Regions from separate parts of the Homo sapiens genome. Here regions 1, 2 and 4 are each linked to region 3. Evidence: chromatin contacts called from ENCODE Hi-C or POLR2A ChIA-PET data. All regions are on one chromosome and are shown on one strand. Each heading gives the region's core, a stretch centred on a gene start or an enhancer-like site at or near the end of the contact. The rest is flanking DNA. Distances are from core to core; before and after follow the strand shown. Region 1 holds the start of FOXO6 (forkhead box O6). Region 2 holds the start of CITED4 (Cbp/p300 interacting transactivator with Glu/Asp rich carboxy-terminal domain 4). Region 3 holds the start of C1orf50 (chromosome 1 open reading frame 50). Region 4 holds the start of SLC6A9 (solute carrier family 6 member 9).

What was found. A loop is a pair of places that touch in the nucleus more often than their neighbours do. ChIA-PET counts read pairs that join two places held with the same protein, here RNA polymerase II (POLR2A). Pooled maps may share reads with other maps.
Region 1: a loop to region 3 is called in a map of CD8-positive, alpha-beta T cell, with 7 times the contacts of the local background. The contact joins the promoter of FOXO6 here to the promoter of C1orf50 in region 3. A Hi-C loop is called at or near these places in 1 of 168 maps with a recorded cell type or tissue (CD8-positive, alpha-beta T cell) and 8 of 50 pooled maps. POLR2A ChIA-PET finds 5 or more read pairs at or near these places in 1 of 52 experiments (WTC11).
Region 2: a map of CD4-positive, alpha-beta T cell shows a loop between it and region 3 (11-fold over the local background). The contact joins the promoter of CITED4 here to the promoter of C1orf50 in region 3. A Hi-C loop is called at or near these places in 1 of 168 maps with a recorded cell type or tissue (CD4-positive, alpha-beta T cell) and 9 of 50 pooled maps. POLR2A ChIA-PET finds 5 or more read pairs at or near these places in 1 of 52 experiments (CD4-positive, alpha-beta T cell).
Region 4: a map of B cell shows a loop between it and region 3 (19-fold over the local background). The contact joins the promoter of SLC6A9 here to the promoter of C1orf50 in region 3. A Hi-C loop is called at or near these places in 1 of 168 maps with a recorded cell type or tissue (B cell) and 6 of 50 pooled maps. POLR2A ChIA-PET finds 5 or more read pairs at or near these places in 2 of 52 experiments (K562 and activated T-cell).

Annotation. Positions count from the first base shown.
Region 1 is chr1:41,359,139-41,363,617 of GRCh38, forward strand. It overlaps FOXO6 (forkhead box O6), which reads left to right and starts at 2,296. Exons shown (of 3, transcript NM_001291281.3): 1 at 2,296-3,206. The coding sequence starts at 2,793. RefSeq lists enhancers at 1,702-1,771, 1,839-2,133 and silencers at 1,932-2,591, 2,792-3,011.
Region 2 is chr1:40,860,752-40,864,783 of GRCh38, forward strand. CITED4 (Cbp/p300 interacting transactivator with Glu/Asp rich carboxy-terminal domain 4) reads right to left here and starts at 1,612. Exons shown (of 1, transcript NM_133467.3): 1 at 303-1,612. The coding sequence starts at 1,376. The coding sequence ends at 822. LOC124904157 (a long non-coding RNA gene) reads left to right here and starts at 1,633. Exons shown (of 3, transcript XR_007066025.1): 1 at 1,633-2,359; 2 at 3,417-3,644. RefSeq lists silencers at 1,399-1,478, 1,639-1,838 and an enhancer at 1,939-1,998.
Region 3 is chr1:42,765,108-42,769,255 of GRCh38, forward strand. C1orf50 (chromosome 1 open reading frame 50) reads left to right here and starts at 2,142. Exons shown (of 5, transcript NM_024097.4): 1 at 2,142-2,283; 2 at 2,402-2,517. The coding sequence starts at 2,205. P3H1 (prolyl 3-hydroxylase 1) reads right to left here and starts at 1,921. Exons shown (of 15, transcript NM_022356.4): 1 at 1,400-1,921. The coding sequence starts at 1,864. RefSeq lists an enhancer at 1,180-1,299 and silencers at 1,560-1,669, 2,290-2,429.
Region 4 is chr1:44,029,213-44,033,306 of GRCh38, forward strand. SLC6A9 (solute carrier family 6 member 9) reads right to left here and starts at 2,250. Exons shown (of 14, transcript NM_001024845.3): 1 at 2,094-2,250. LOC107984948 (a long non-coding RNA gene) reads left to right here and starts at 1,202. Exons shown (of 2, transcript XR_007066054.1): 1 at 1,202-1,337. LOC124904168 (a long non-coding RNA gene) reads right to left here. Exons shown (of 4, transcript XR_007066055.1): 4 at 3,331-3,515. RefSeq lists enhancers at 1-184, 185-742, 1,384-1,980 and silencers at 852-1,401, 1,722-1,791.

The DNA of each region.
Region 1 (4,479 bases), core at 1,046-3,545, 1.4 Mb before region 3:
CAGTTATGTATCTTGCCCATGCTCTTAATCACTATGTTATACTGCCTCAAAATGAATGTGTGAGCAGGGGCCAAGTTGTGAGTGAGAAGAATGTGAGTGTGTGCCATTGGGTGTGAGTTTGAATGTGTGTGTGTGTGTGTGTGTGTGTGTGTGTAGGAGCTGAGTGTACCAGACATGGGCCTCAGAGGAGAGTCCAGGCAGCAGCTGTGGACACCGGGCAGGGCAGGGGCCTGAGTCAGCCTCTAGTGCATCTCTGCCAACCTGGCTTCCCAGACCCATGTTGGCAGCCTGTGCCAGGGCCCCCAGCTAAGGATCCTCCCAGCAATGGTATGGCCCTCAGCAGGCCTCTGCCTCACAGCTCAGAGCTGGGCCAGGGCCGCAGACTGGCGGGAGGCTTGCTCGGTCTCCAGGGTCCCTTAGGGGAGCAGCTCCCAGTATGGACTCCCCAGGCATGGAGGGCATACGAGTGATGTGGTGGTGGGGGGTGGATTCAGCAATGATTTCAGGCTCCTTGTGACTCTAAACAGAATCACCTGGAGGATGTGTGTATGTGTATGGATCGGAGGGGTCGTCAGCCAGCACTTCCCATGCCCACCCTTGCCTTGGGATATGACTCAGGCAAATGCCACGCCAGGCATCTGCAAGCAAGTCCTGCTCCCACCCTGGGGAATGAGGAGGGGCTCCTCCAGCCCCACCCCCACCCTCACCCTTGGCCCTGCTCCTCAGGTCCTAAACTGGAAGGAAGAAATTTTTGAGAAAGGAGGCCATCTCCCATGGCCTGGGCTCAGCCCTCCCACTGCCCAGAGACCTTCGCATCTCCAGCGTCCTCAGGAGCAAGGTACTGGCTGGTAAAGAAATCAGGAGCTTGAGATTCCAGTCCTGGCCATGCCACCAGGGGAATCACCTGCTCATTCTGGGCCTCAGTTTCCTGATTGGCAAAATAGGAATATTGTGCTAAAGGGGCACAAGGTGTTGCTGGCAGCTCAACAAGTGGTCTGGGCAAGCAGAGAACAGAAAGTGTTGGGAGTTGGGGCTAGAGAAGGTGTCAGGGCTAAGTTGACATTTGCACGGAGCTTTGAAGAGTGGGAGAATCTCTGATGAGGGCCTTGCGGCGGGGAAATGGTGTTCTAGGCAGAGGGGATAAATACCCTGAGCGAAGGCCAGCAGGTGCAGTGGTGACTGGGAAACCTAGCTCAGCAGCCTGTAGGATGAGGCCACGGACTGCCCAACCTCTCGGCTAGCCTCGCCCTTCTGAGCTCATGTGATGATCTGATTAGCATCTGACTCCTGACTAGTCTATGCAGTAGGGGACCTCATTTGTTTCAGTTGCTGCTCTCACTGTAGAGCCCTGGACAGTGCCTGGTGCGTCAGAGGTGCTCAATAAATATCCAGGAACTGATTGAGAAGCATCTCCCCAAACACTGTGAACTTTAGACAAGTGCTTGTTCCAACAACCGCAGTAAGAACCTCCCACAGACTCTAAAACAATGGTTTGCAAGGTGTGGTCTCTCGTGCATCACCTGGGAGCTGGTTAGAAATGCAAAGTCTGGGGCCCCAACCCAGACCTGCCGAATCAGAAACTCTGGAGTTGGGGTCCAGCAATGTTAACAAGCTCTAGGGGATGATTCTGCTCTGCGTCAAACTTTGAGAACTGGAGCTCTAAAACTATGACCACAGGCACCATGAAGAACATGTTTGCGGATGGAGGAGCGAGAATTGTGGCAAAGCCTAGCCTAGAACCCAGGTATTCTTGACCCATTCTTTTTCCCCAGCTCAGTCCAGGGCACAAAGAAGAGCAGAGTTCGATCATCCTCCCTGTCAGAGTCCTGGAACGGAGACTTGGGAACGTCAGGAGTCTACAAACAGAGGGCGGGGCAGTCCTCTCCGGAGTAGAAGGCGGGGCCAGTGCCCTGAGCCCCGCCCCATCCCGTTGCCCCGGGAAACCCCGGGTTGTAACAATAACCGGTGACGCGCTTCTGGGAGGGATCCTGTCGAGCCCATGGGCAGGACAGTCCAGCCGCGGACCAATGGGAGTGTTAGGGCTCCGCCCCCTAGCCCCCCCGCCTCCGCGCCGAGCAGGGGGCGGGGTCGCGCCAGCCGCTCCGCCCCTGCTCCGTAGGCGGCGCTGTTGCTTGCAGGGGCTGCGGCGGGGTCGCCCCGAGCTGGGAGCTCAGCGCCCGGTCTCCCAGCCCGCGGGCGGGGCACCTGGGCTGGCTGAGGATTCCGCGGCCGCAGGCGAAACGCCCCGCCCCCTCCCGCGTCGGGCCCGCCCCCTCCCCGTCCCCCGCCCATCCCGAGGTGCAGCCGGCGCTGAGCGCGGCAGGCGCGGGAGCTGGCGCTGGAGCCGGAGCGGCGGCGGCGGCAGCATTCACCGGGCGGCGGCGGCGCGGGCTCCGGCACCGGCTCGGGCTCCGGCATGGTGCAATCCGGCCTCGTCCCGGGAGAGCAGGGCCCGTGCGCAGGGCCGGCGCCCGGGGAGCGGCGGCAGCGGCGGTGGCGGTGGTGGCTGCAGGCGCAGGCAGGCGGCAGGTGCTAGAAGCGGGGCTGGGCGAGGTGTGTGCCCGCTGGGCTCCCGGGCCGCCGCCCCCTCACTGCCCAGGTCTTTCCCTCCCTTCGTGCTCCCCAGCGCGTCCAGCCCCCTGCCTCCGCGCCTCGGCCCATGGCGCCCCGCGGCTGAGACAGCGCCGCCAGGGACCCCTCCCGCGGGCCTCCCCGGGGCGTGCAGATCCCGGAGCCGCCCGCCCACCCTCCGCGAAGCCTCCCTCCCCTCCTCGCCCGAGCCGGGCGGGACCATGGCTGCGAAGCTGCGAGCGCATCAGGTGGACGTGGACCCGGACTTCGCGCCGCAGAGCCGGCCGCGCTCGTGTACCTGGCCCCTGCCGCAGCCTGACTTGGCCGGCGACGAGGACGGAGCGCTGGGCGCAGGGGTGGCCGAGGGCGCCGAGGACTGCGGGCCGGAGCGCCGGGCTACGGCCCCGGCGATGGCCCCAGCGCCGCCCCTGGGCGCGGAGGTCGGACCGCTGCGGAAAGCGAAGAGCTCTCGGCGGAACGCGTGGGGGAACCTGTCCTACGCCGACCTCATCACCAAAGCCATCGAGAGCGCCCCGGACAAGCGGCTCACGCTCTCGCAGATCTACGACTGGATGGTCCGTTACGTGCCCTACTTCAAGGATAAAGGCGACAGCAACAGCTCGGCCGGCTGGAAGGTGGGGGCGTCCGGCTGGGGAGGGGGCTGGGGACGCCGACTGGGGCTTCCAGGGGCTGCTAGGTGTGTTGGGCTCCAGGAGGGCCGTCAGAAGGAGGGCTTTTTGGCACCCCCCGGGGTCACAGAGTGTGCGCCCAGGGCGTGGGGCCGGCCAGCGGACGGGCGGGGGCGTACTGGGAGCAGCTGTGTGCGTGCTCCCTTGCGGGGAGGGATGCGGGGTGGGAGGTCTGGTAGGGTGACAAGGGACTGCCGCTTTGAGGCGTCCCCGAGGCACGTCCCCACCCTGTCCTTGGGGGCATAGCAGAGGAACCCATTCCCAGGCCGCGGACATTGGGGAGCCTCCCCCTCCTCCCCCAAGTCTGCTTTGTGTGACTCTTGTTTTACCCTTTCCACCAGGGCACCCTTCTTAGAGCGCTGGAATAATGACTTGGGGCCAATGCCGGCTTTCCCTCCCAAATCTCTATCATTGCGCTTCCTGGAGCTGTCCCCAGGGTGAGGAGTGTGACCATGGGCCCACAGTTCTTCTTGTGGTGCCAGAGTTCACCCTAGGGCACCAACCAGCCTGGAGTGGGGAACTCGGCAGGTGACCTGAGATCTGAGTTCTCCATGGGGTGGCTGCTGCCCCCCTTACCTAGATCAGGATGGGGGTCACTGGTGATGGCCCCTGCTGGTGTGAGGACAGGGTGTTGAGAGCTGGGGATCTGTCCATACCCACCCAGGATGCTTTTTTCCACTTCCCTAGCTGTCGGAGCCCAGATCCATTTAGGGGCTGGGGGAGGGGCAGGGTACCCCAGGGAGGCCTCAGTGCCAGCCAGTGGAAAGGGGGGAGCCACCTTAGGAGGGGACAGGGGCTTGCTTGGATTGTGGCCTCTCGACCCAGCTCCTCCCCTGGCCATCTTGTTGGAGAGTGGGGATAGTCTATGCCTTTGGGGGAGAGGAGGCTGGAGACCCCTCCTGTGCCTAGGAGGCGAACTGTCAGCCTCCCTATGGGAGGAGTGGCCTCTGTGAGGGAGGCATGCCTATGTCAAGGGAGGGGGCTGTGCCCTGTGGTGCCTGTGAGCTGGGTCAGAGGAAGGAGGTGTGCCAGTGGAGGAGGGGAGACTTGTGGGCATGAACAGCTCTAGATACCCAGGGGCAGCATTGTAGAGCCAGGGTATCCTGACCTGGGAGCCCATGGCTCTCAGGGTTAGTGCTGGCAGCTTCTGTCCCTCACCGGCCACTGTGGGGCAGGAACACAGGCTGGAGGAGTAGACCTGGGTCTCTTTCCGCATCCC
Region 2 (4,032 bases), core at 362-2,861, 1.9 Mb before region 3:
TGTCTGAACTCGGTGCCACCCAGCTCCTCTCTGGCAGAGCACCAAGCTCCCCCCACCCTACCCTAGGAGCTGGGAAGCCCAGTGGGTTACCCCACCACCCAGTGGCAGCCTCTGCCCTCCAGGTTGTGACATAACAATTGCACAACCCACGAGATATTTTTGAAAGAAACTGTCGGTTTCCTCTCCTGGGCACTGCTGGGGACTGTGGCCCCCATGCCATCCAGTGTCTTCAGCAACCTTGGGACTTTGGAAGCTAAATATAGTCAGGGCTCGGGGTGATAAGGAAATGAAAACGGCAAGACTGTAAAGTGACCCAGTTTTATTTTGGTTTTGGAGGCCAGACAGGGCATTGCTCCACGGGTTCGGGCTGTACAACCTTCCCCTCCTTGAGGTGGGAGGCCCAGCAACCACAGGGCCCAGGCAGCGGGGTGGGAGGCTCAGGAGATGGTGGCTCTGGGGACCCGATCCCGAGGAGAGAGGGGGCAGCAGGCAGAGGCCTGCAATGGCTCAGATTGGGGGAAGAGGGCGGCGAGGGGGAGAGGACACGATCCAAGAACCAGAGTCCGAAAGCTGAAGCTGGTCCGGTCTCTTTCACTTTACGGCCGAGGCTGGGGTCAGAGAAGTGAAGCCAAACTGTCCTCCCGCAGGAGGCAAGGCCTGGAGGGACGCCAGGGTCCCAGTCCGGTGCCGGGCCCTGCGCACACAGCCGCCGCCTCCACCCTCGCGGAGGGCGCGCGCGGGGCCCAGTCGCTGGGTGCAGGGTCCGGCGGGCAGTCGGGCCCTTTCTCCTCTCCGGCACGCCGGGCGGGCGCCGGCCGCCCTCAGCAGCTCACGGAGCCGGCGGGCGGCGCGGACCCCAAGTCCGAGAAGCAGTCGAACTCGCTCTGGCCCAGGAAGAGCTCGGGCAGCTCGCGCACGCGGTGCAGCCCGAGCTCCAGCTCCAGCGACGTCAGCGCCTCCTCGTCGATGAGTTCGGCGTCCATGCCGCCCAGGGCGTGCGCGGGCGGCGGCGGGGCTGCGGCGCTTGGCGCCGGCTGCGGGCCCGGGGGGCCTCCCGGAGCGTTGGGGGGCGCGGCCGCGCGGCCGGGGTACGGCGTCGCCACAGGCTGCAGGTGCGCGATGCCCGCGGCCGGCGGAGGCACGGCCGGAAAGGGCTGGAAGGAGGACGGCGGCCCGAAGGCCCCGTACGCCAGGGCCCCGGGTTGGCGGGGCGGCGGCGGCCCCAGCGGAGCCCCCCGCGGCCTCAGCCCACTGTCCAGGCCCGGGCCCGCGTACGGCGGCAGAGTCCGGAGCGCATGAGGGCCATGGGCGGCCGCGGCGGACGGCGGCCTCTGCACCAGGCGGTAGCCCTCGGCGAGCATCAGGTGGTCGGCCATGGCGGCAGGCCGGCTGCCTGCGGGGACAGCGCGCGGTGGTCAGCGCCGGCTCCCCCGGCCCGGGCCAGCGGCTGCTCTGCGGCGGGAGACCCGGGCACCGTGCGGTCCCTGCAGCTCGGCCGGGCGGAGCAAAACCAAACCCGACTGGTGCCCCGGCCCAGCCCACTACTGCGCACCTTGCGGCCGCAGCCTGGGGTCACAAAGGCCCGCAACCTGTAGTGCTCCGAAACCTCCGCGTCGCGTAGCTGGGCTCGGCGTATTCTTATACCCAGAGGCGGGGCTTCCCCGCCCTCGGACGCTCATTGGCTGGGCGAGACGCTTCTGGGCGGGCCGCGCACGCCTGCATCTAGGTCTTGGCCCCGCCCCTCCCACTGGAACCCCGCCCCTTGGGACTCCGGCCACGCCCCAGGCTCTGAGCACCGCCCTGGGGCGGGGTATTTGGCACTTTCGGAGGGATTCGGTCTGGCCCTCAGGGCTTCGGAATCGGACTTGGCTGGGGTAGAGCTTGAACTGACCAGAAGGTGGGGTGGGAGGGCCAGAGTTTTAGGCCCCCCAAGAGCTGCAGGATGTCAGGCCTACGCAACCTTTTAACTTTCCAGGTAGAGACCGAGGCTCAGTGGCGGAAGAGGCTTCCTGGAAATACACAGCAAAGCCTTGATCAAAGTGAGACTGCACAGCTACACAGGGCGCATGCACCTTAGCGGTGCAGGGTCCCCGCAGGAGGTCAGCTGTCCATTCCCATAACCCCCAGGAGAGCCTGTTGCTCCCCCTCTAGTTCCCACTGCACCTTGTCTGTTGAAGCATGTACTTAGTTGTTATTAATTTATGGGCACGTCTCCTGAAGGACTTGTTCATCTTCTTCTTCTCAGCACTTGGCCCAGAGCCTGGCCCAGAGCAGGCTTTTAGTAAAAGCTGAGTGAATGAACTAATGATGGAATGAATTGCAACTCTCAGCTGAGCCTCAGTTTCTTCATCTGTAAAAGGTAAAGAACAGCAGCACTGACCCTTTGTGAGGGGTAAGTGAGGGCATGTGTGCACAGTGCCTAGCACAGTGCCTGGTATGTGGTAGATGCTCAAAAGTGTCCCTTAGATGAAAGAAAGGCTATTTAAGTTCTTTTTTTTTTTTTTTTTGAGACGGAGTCTCGCTCTTTCGCCCAGGCTGGACTGCAGTGGCGCTGTCTTGGCTCACTGCAAGCTCCGCCTCCCGGGTTCACGCCATTCTCCTGCCTCAGTCTCCCGAGTAGCTGGGACTACAGGCGCCCGCTACCACGCCCGGCTAATTTTTTTTGTATTTTTAGTAGAGACGGGGTTTCACCGTGTTAGCCAGGATGGTCTCGATCTGCTGACCTCGTGATCCGCCCGCCTCGGCCTCCCAAAGTGCTGGAATTACAGGCGTGAGCCACCGCGCCCGGCCAAGGCTATTTAAGTTCTGTCCCAAAGGGCCTTCTCTTGATAACAGCAATAATAACTTGGACTTTTAAAGTGCTTTACATTCTACAAGTATTTTGTTGGGGGCAGGGCATGGATTATCAGCCCCATTTCAGTGATAAGGAGAAGCACACAAAGAGAAAGTGGCTGTCCTGAGGTCACAGGCAGCCAGAGTTAGCGTGTGAATGCCATGTGTTTTCCAAGTCCTTAGGGCAACTGGAGTCTTTCCTGTGGCCAGGAGACAGCCTCCCAGAACCTTACCCTCCACGCATTTGACACTCTCTCTCCCTTCTCTGACCTTCCCCCGACCTGTGGCATCCTTGGGACTTCCTGGAACTTGGGTTTATCCAGTTGATGTAGAGGGGAGAGCCCTAGAGTGAGAATTCAGGGGCCCAAGGTCTTTTCTTCCCTCTTTCTTCTTATTTTTTTAAATAGAGAAGGGAGCGGGGGGGAGGGGCGGCGTGGGGGAGTGAGGAGGGCCTCAGGCTTATCTCGAATCCCTGGCCTCAAGTGACCCTCTCACCTCAGGCTTCCAAAGTGCTAGGATTACAGGCATGAGCCACTGCGCCCAGCCAGAGGCCCAAGTTCTAATCATATCTCTGCCACCCACAGGTGTGTGACCTCCACCACCAACCAGCTGTGACTGTTGAGTGTTGAGCGGGGAGTATTACTTGATTCCCCAGGGCCTCAGCTTTCTGCTCTGTGAAAGGGAGACGGTGATCTTGCCTGGTCAGCCTGAGAGCTTGTGGGTAGTGATAAATGACCATGGGTGTGGTCACATTTTTGCAAAGTGTAAAAAGCTACACCCTGGAATTTATTCTCCTGAATCTTTCTCTACAGGTAAGGCTTCTCACAGAAATTCTTAAACCTGGCCATGCCTCACACTTATCTGGAGATGTGGGGGGTAAGGGGTGGGTGAGTGGGGGCTTTGATAAAGACGGAAAATCTGCCCAATTTGGGAGATGAAAGTGAGAGGATTGCTTGAGCCCAGGAGCTCAAGACCAGCCTGGGAAACATAGTGAGACCGTGTCTCTACAAAAAGTTAAATAATTAGTTGGGCATAGTGGCATGTATCTGTAGTCTGAGCTACCCAGGAGGCTCAGGTGGGAGGATTAGCTGAGCCCTGGAGGTGGAGGCTGCAGTGAGCCATGATGGCACCACTGCACTCCAGCCTGGGCGACAGAGATCTTGTCTCAAAAAAATCAACAAGCAGGCCAGGTGAGTGGCT
Region 3 (4,148 bases), core at 892-3,391:
CTCTTCCAAATCTGGCCTCACTGACTTTTCTAGCCGCCTCTCCTACTACTCCCCACACACATCTCGACATTGCAATCACAAGAGTTCATTTTTTTTCCTGAATACATCATGCTTTGGTTCTACTTTTCTCTCTATCTGGAGGAGCCTTCTTTCCTCTCCCCCTGGCAATACTTAGGGCAGGCTTCAATATTACCTCTTCTTTGAAGTCTAATTTCTCTGAGATAAAGCTAGAGTCTCCCTCCTTTGTGCTCCCGCAGCCCTAAGTATATGCCCTTGCAGTAGCCCTTACTACAGTAACTCTTAACAGCAAAGCAAGACAAAGCAAAGACGTTAGTCGAGCATTTAATTACTTGTACAAGAACTGGAATGCAGTAGGTATGCAATACATGTTTGTCAAATAGTTTTAGAAAGTGCTATGATGAAGCGACATAACCAAAGACATAACGCAATTATTTTGATTTCAAGTCCAGCGCTCTTCCGAGTAACTAGGAAAAATGAGGGGAACTGTGTAGGCAGAATGCTGTGGAGGGGTGGAAATCTGAGGTCCCCAAGAGTCTCTAAGTGTCTCTTTAGATCGAATCGAAGGTCTTTTAAACAACAGATATACCAGATATAATGCACAACTCTTTCTCCCCCCACCCCCAATACAGTGGGACTAATAACAGCATCTACCTGACAAGATATTATGAAGATTAGGGCAAATGCGTTAATAAATGCAAACTGCTTAAAATAGTGCCTGGAAGTATGTGCTGGCTATCATCATCATCATCATCGTCACCATCACCACCACCAAACAAGCCTGGAACGCTCCAAGCCCAAGTGTACACTTGGACACATGGCACTCTGGCATTCCGAAAAATACTCATTTTCTTTGTAAACCTGGCAGACTAGCCAGAGGGTCCCCCCCCCGCCCCCACACACACACAGAAAGGGCCAGGCAGCCCCTGCTGGCGACGTGGCAACCTCACATCCTGAAAGAGAGCTGCTGAATCAAACAGCAGGAAAAGCACCACTGGAAAACCAACCGGAAGGGAGATATTGTAGACCGCTACTAGCTTCTCACTCGGACACTTACAATGACATCAGAATGGGAGACCCAAACTGCCGCTTTAATTCCTTCCAGGAGATTTCCCAGGGAACAAAATGGCCATGAGTTTTGCTTGGCCTGTGCCCTAACCCCAGGCTGGACCTTTGGGGTTAGCATCTGCCCATGCGAACTGGGCGAGGAAGGTCTCCTGCCAGGGAGCAGCTCTCCCCGGCTCCGAGGAGAGCTCCCCAGCCAGGAGGCCACTTTCCCCTCCCTGCGGACACTTCCCCGATCCCCCAAGCTCCTCAGGTCCCCTGCAACACTCCTCTCCCCAGAAGGACCCCGGCCGCCTGGTTCCAGGCAGGTCTGCACCTTGAAGTAGGCGACCTGCAGGTAGTTGTAGGGGCTCCGCTTGCGGAACTCCAGCTCCATCTCTTCGCTGAGCGAGTGGGCGGCCGGCGGCCCGAGGCAGCGGCGCAGGCAGGCAGCGCGACGCAGAAGGCCCCCGAAGAAGCTCAGGTCGCGCAGGGCGGCGGCGCCCGAGGCCTGGGCCGGGCTGGGGGACCAGTCGGGGTCCAGCTCCCACGGGAAGTCGGCGGCACACTGGGTGCGGCAGCGCAGGCGAAGGGCGCGGAGGGCTGCCCGGGAGCGCAGCGCCCGTTCCATGCTCAGGACCACCCCGGGCCAGTCCCCGCGCGCGTAGGCTGCGGTCCCCTCGGCGAAGAGCAGATCAGGCGTCACCATGCCCCATCCTGCCTCGGACTCGACCTCGGCTTGGGAGGCAGCGGCCACGACAGCCAGCAGTGTGGTCAGCAGCTTCAACGCGCGTACCGCCATCGCTCCCTCAGACCTAACGGAACCGCCAGCCACCCGCCACCAAGGCCGGAGTCCTACCCCCGGCGAAGGCCCGCCCCCGGGCGAAGCCCCACCTTCCAAGCCGGGCGGCGCATGCCCACGAGGCTTGCACCGCCTCTTTTCCTTTCAGTCAGCCCGGATCCCCCCACCGGCCCTCAGCGAATCCCGGCGCGTCAGCCGGAGCCCCGCCTCCGAGCTCAGGCCTTGCTCAGTCGAACTGACGCCCAGTAGACAAGAAAGACGGAAGCTCCGCCCACGCGCCTTTATGCGCAGGCTCTTCCTACTCGCACAGCCCAGGGAGTGGGGAGGATAAGGCGCTGTCATGGAGGACGCCGCCGCGCCGGGGCGGACCGAGGGGGTCCTTGAAAGGCAAGGAGCGCCGCCAGCTGCAGGCCAGGGAGGTATGCGGGGCGGGAGTCAGCAGGGGGAAGTCAGCTCCCGCGAGGCAGCCGGTCTCGGGGCTCCGCGGGAGGCCGACGGCGGGAGCTCACGGCTTGTGTTCCTGGGTGTGTGTCGCAGGAGCCCTGGTGGAGCTCACCCCGACCCCCGGCGGCCTGGCCCTGGTGAGCCCCTACCACACCCACCGGGCCGGGGACCCCTTAGACCTCGTGGCGCTCGCAGAGCAGGTGCAGAAGGTGAGGAGGCGCGGCCGGGGCAGCGAATAACCATCTTCGTTCACGTTGTACTCTGCGTCTTTCGGCTCAGACCTCACTACCACCTATGGTGGGGGTGGCATTTGCTCTTGTCTCCATTTTACAGACGAGTAAAGCCGACTGTCATTGTGAGTCGGTGGCCTGATTCGAATGACCTTCTGGGACCAAAGGTTCCTCTAACTGCAACTTGAGTGCCCATAATCTTCCTTCGTGGGAAGGTTTACACAACACTTTAGTGTTCATTATTTCATTTGCACCTTAGGACAGCCTTGTGAGGTAGGCAGTACAGAGTTATTCTTCCCATTTGACACAAAGAAAAGTTCTTCGGGAAGTTTCAAGGTCCGCTTATTTTAAGCTGCTTCCCATAAGATCTTTGTTACCTGAGAGTTTAAACATCTTCTAGCAGGGCAAGGACTCCAAGTTTAGTCCTCATTAAACACAGTATTCCCAAGCCCAGTGTTTATATATGGATGGCCAAAATAAGTCAAATAAGGAGGAAATGTGAAATAATGGAAAAAACACTGGAAGTTTGGACACATGAGTATTAATCCCACTTTTGATACTAACTTGCAGTGCGACTTAAGGCAGATTACTTCTCTCTGGACCTCAACTATTTTATCTGTGAAGTGAAAGGTTTGAAGTAGTAGAGCTCCAAGATCTAAAGTTTTGTCATTATTCAATGAAAAACCAGATTCCTTCTTATCTCTTATCAAGACTTCCAGTTGTACACCCTCTTCAGTGTCCACAGATGGAGGGTCCTGCTGTTTTAAAGATTATCATGGCCCCTTATCCCTGTATACACTATCAGATTTGGCCTTGATTATGTTCCAGGGTCTTTGCTTTGCCCAAAATTATTTAATGTGCTCAAATTCCCTCACATCTCTTTTTTTTTCAATGATCCTAGAAATCCTTCGAATCCTTTTTTTTTTAAAATTAAGAAAAATTCAGATACGCAGAAAGCTCCTTTAATTCAAAACTTGGCTTTCTTCTTTTTGAAGAGCTGGGGAGCAAAGTGCAACTTTTATTTATTAAGAGAATATGCATCTAGTTAATCAGATTACTCTTATTGGGAGGGAGGTTGGCAGGGACAGAATCTTGTGCACACAACGTATTCATGTGCTATTGAATGACTATCGTGTTTATTACGATGGCCTGAACAGATGGAAGAAAGAACACAGTTTTTGTCTTTCATCCTATAATCTTATGAAATACAGAGGATGCATTATTATGCTGCCTCTGTTTCCCCAATACAATCTGTATTTGAGAAGCTGAAGAAAAAAAAAACTTTAGAGACAAACAAATTGAATCAAACATATTAACTATCTAAAATGTACTTTTTGGCCAGGTGCCGTGGCTCACACTTGTAATCCCAGCACTTTGGGAGGCCAAGGTGGGTGGATCATTTGAAGTCAGGAGTTCGAGACCAGTCTGGCCAACATGGTGAAACCCCGTCTCTACTAAAAGGTGTGGTGACTCATGCCTGTAGTCTCAGCTACTCGGGAGGCTGAGGCATGAGAATCGCTTGAGCCCAGGAGACAGAGGTTGCAGTGAGCCGAGATCGCACCACTGTACTCCAGAATTGGTGACAGAGTGAGACTCTTAAAAAAAAACAA
Region 4 (4,094 bases), core at 1,000-3,499, 1.3 Mb after region 3:
TGGCCAAGCCCTGGAGTCCTCACGGGGGATGGAAAGGTGACAGGCTCTTTTCCTAGCTTGAAGGACCGCACAGTTTAGTAGACAGAGGAAGAAGCATAATTTCCATTCACTGTGTTGGAGGAAGTGGAGGAGCTGTGGGAGCAGGAAACAGCCCTTAGTTCTACCTGGGAGCCCAGGTCAGCAGCCTGCGGCCATCTGCCGCCACGTGAGACTACCCAGCACTTGCAGAGGGCTCCTGCTTCATGCCTTTGCCCCGGCACCCGTTCCATGTTTTTTGAGCACCCTTGTCTCCACTTCCACCTGTATGTATCCTACCCATCCTCAAAACCTATCCCAATGCTATTATCTTCATGAAGCCTTCCTAGGTCCTCCCCGTTGCTGTCAGCCTTCCTACTGTACCCCCACGCTTGCCACACGTAGCAATTGAGGCATGCTTCCTTGTGCCCAAGTCTGGCTCCCCACTAGATGGAGAGTTCTACCAGGGCAGAGGCGTGATTCTTCTGTGTCCCCAGAGCCGGGAACTGAGCAGGTACAGCCGCAGTCGCCGCATAGGCCAAGTAAAGGGGGCGTTTTCTCTGCGGTCCTTGGAAACACTTGGGCATGCTCAGTGTCGCCCATTAGTCCCTAGAACCAGTCCCCTCACCCACTACTCTCCAACCTTCTGATGCTCCCTCACTTTGGCAGTCTTTAACCTTTCAGGTTTTTCTCTTTCCCCACTCCTCGCCCTGCAGCCTTTATTTCCCAACGGCCGCACCCTCACGCTCCTTTCAGCGGAGAAATAGACCGCGCTTTGTGCGGAAGCTGTCAGCGAGCAAGCGTCCCGTCTCCTTTAAGAGTGATCCGCGAGGGGGTGTGGCTTGCGGAGAGCAGGCCCGAAAGGGGGTGCGGCTCCTTTAAGTATCCGCCGGCCCGAGGCGCGGAGGCCTCCGGCCGGCGGGCAGGGGCGCGGTCGGTCTGGGAGCAGCGGCACCGCCCGCAGCGTCCCGGTTCCTCGAAGTGGGGCGCGTCCGCTTTAATCGGGGAGAGAGATGTGGGGGCACGGGCGTTACATCAGCCGCCACGTGTGGGCCTAAGCTGGCGTGGAGGCGGCGGCCCCGCCCCCGGCCCCTGCGGTGGAAAAGTACCGGGGCGCCGAGGTCCCCGCCCCACGGCCCCGCCCCCGGGCCGGCACCGGCCCCTCCCGGCCCTCCGGGCAAGCCCCACTCTCCCGCCCGGCCCGGCCCCGCCGCCTGCTCGAGATCTGCAGTGGCTGCCGGGTGCGGAGCGCCGGCCGGGGGTGGGCTCTCCAGGGCTGCTAGGCCCCTGCCCTCACCTGCGGCCGCCCGGCCCCGCCCTAGGTGTGCCGGTAATGAGGGTTGGGGTGGGGAGGGCACGGATTCTTCCCAGGGTAGCAACCCCCAGAGAACTCCCGGCTCGCTCGCAGTCCCTTCCCAAAGCCGCGGCCAGAGCGCGGACAAAGAGAGGCTGAGTGCGCCAGGACTCTCCCGCGCGGCTTCCCGGGTCCCGCGGGCGCACGGGCACTGGAACCGGCACCGGGAGGGCAGATAGGGAGGCAGGCCGGCTGGAGGGGCCAGATAGGCAGCCAGGCTGGCGGGCGCTGAGAGGCGATGGAGCGAGCGGGAGCCCGCACGCTGGGTGCAGGCACGGCCGACTGTCGACCCCTGCAGGCCCCCAGAGCGCAGAACCACTGGCTCCTCGGACGGACAGTGCCACGCTCTGGCTCCGGCGCTACCCGCACAGCCTGCGCCCGCCGCCCCCGATCGAACCGGCGTCTGGCGCCCCCCCGCCACCCCACGCAGGAGCTCCCCCCACTTCCCTCTCCCTCCCGCTTCAGCTCCTTGGTGACAGCGGTGACACCCAGACGCGCGCACCTACCCCGATCTTTGCGGCGAGACAGACATCCCGGTGCGTGCACCCACACTCTTACCCACAGATGCCCGCATACATGCGCGATCACACACACACACACACACACACACACACACGCACACGCTGGTCCTGGGGCTCAGCCCCGCGGAGCCGCCGAACACTCAGACCGACGGCAGGACAGACGGAGGCGCGGGCCCCAGCGTCCCTTCCCCCAGCCCCCTTACCATGCTGCAGCCCCCGGCCCAGGCGTGCTGGGTCCGCACCGCGGTGCGCCCAGGTGGCTTTCTTAAAGGGAAAGTTGCATCAGCCTCCCGAGGCTCTGTGCCGCGCCGAGTTCGCCCGCCCCGCCGCGCCGCTCGCAGCTCTTCCACAGCCTGTTGTGTTTTGGTTTCGGGGAGGCGGGGGCTAAGAGTTTGGTGAAAGTTTGAAGAGTGGAGAAGGCTTGGGAGATCTAGCCAAGTCCCTCCCCTACCCGAACGGCTCCCCTGGCCGTCCTCCCCTCTCCATCCCATCCCCTCCTCCCGTGCCGACTTCTCAGGCTCCTCCTCCCAGGGAATAAAATTACAAGTCTCTCCAGCTTTCAGATGATTGATCCCCACGAACCCCTGGGAGTGAGCGCCACAAAGGAGTCCCCTTCTCCGCCCCTGCCTCGCTGCCCTCCAGCTGGGGCCCTTGAGCAAGCAGATGTGGGCCCCTTCGGGCTAGGCTGGAATGAAGCCAGAAGGCCTGGGGCACTATGGGGGGCTGAGGCTGGAGTTAGCCCTCCAGGCCCCTGGCCTTCTGCGCCTGCGTTTCCCCTAGAGAGAAGTCAGAGCAAATTCCATTCCCTTTGGAGCAGAGCCGCTAGAGACTGTGGGCATTGCTGGGTAAGGCCTAGGTCCTACTCCTTGGAACTGGAGGGCTCGGGGTAGCCCTTTCTCAAATTTCCCTCCTGGACCACCGGCTTGGTCAGCTCTACTTTTGAGGTGGTGTTACAGGGGCTGCAGACACCAACCTGGGATCCCTCCTCCTTCCATGGTGAGACAGACCTGGGTTACAATCTCAGCTAAAAAAGAGTCTTTGCCAAAAGGAGCATGGTGAGCCTCGGTTTCCTCCTCTGTGAAACAGAGAGAAGGGGCTAAGGAAATGCATGTGTGTGTATATAAAGCCCATTGCTCCAGGCTGCCTCTGGGGAGTGGTGGCTGGCATTTGGAATGAGCCTCCCACATTTGCATACCTTGTGAGAGCCACCACCTTTCATGGAGAGTGGCCAGTTAGTTCTGTCAGAGGAACTGGTTTTTGCCCCAACCTGAGTAGGGCATCTGCTCAGGGAAGGGGCCCAGCCCACAGAGGCAATTTCTACTTTGGACCCTGAGTCCTCACCATTTTCTGGCCAGGAAACAGTTTAATTTTTTTCCTTGGGACAGTCAGCCTCCAAGAAGCGAGTGCACACATGCCAAACTCACGTGAAACCAATTGTTGAGTGAGATTCCAGTTTATTAATTTATCAGAGGCACTGAACAAGATAACAGGCATCAAGCCCAGGCATTCCCTGAAATGCGAGCTCTCTCAGGCCACACGCGGTCCATTCCACAAACCTTCCTCAGAGCCAAAGTACAAAGACAGCTCTCTGTTGTCTCCTATTCACATTGGACTCCTGATCAGATCTGGGAAGACACCTTAGTCTTATCAGCGAGATTATTTTCACTTTTACTTTGTCCCCAAACCTAGTAGGTATAGCATGTTTGGGATTTTTAGTCTCCTACAAGCCAAGTGCAGGTGTTTCTTGCGTGAGTTGTGTGCACACACACCTGGATCTAGGCAACCTGTTGTGTCTGTGCCCCCAGACACCTGAGCCCCGATTGTGTATTTGTGTAGGTACATCTGTGGAAGACTGATTGTGTGCACTGCAGCAGGTCTGTGTAGTTATGTGTGTGCTCAATTCCTGGGACTGGGCAGATGGGGTCCAAGCCCTCTATATCTCTCCTGCCAGGACGTAACTTCCTCCATAAGTTTTTTTTAGGATCTTCCTCCTTGCCTCCTCGCTGGGGCTCATCAAAAGGGATACCACCCCAGGGAAGGCAGATGGAGGATGTCGAAGAGGCCCCCAAGTAGAGGAAGGCGGACAAGGAAGAGTATGAAGGGGAAAAGGCCTCCCTCCTTCTCCCTTCCAGCAGTAGGCTGGGGTGGGGACAGGCCTAGAAGAGGGCACTGAGCGCTAAGAACACTCAGTGAAGATTCCGAGA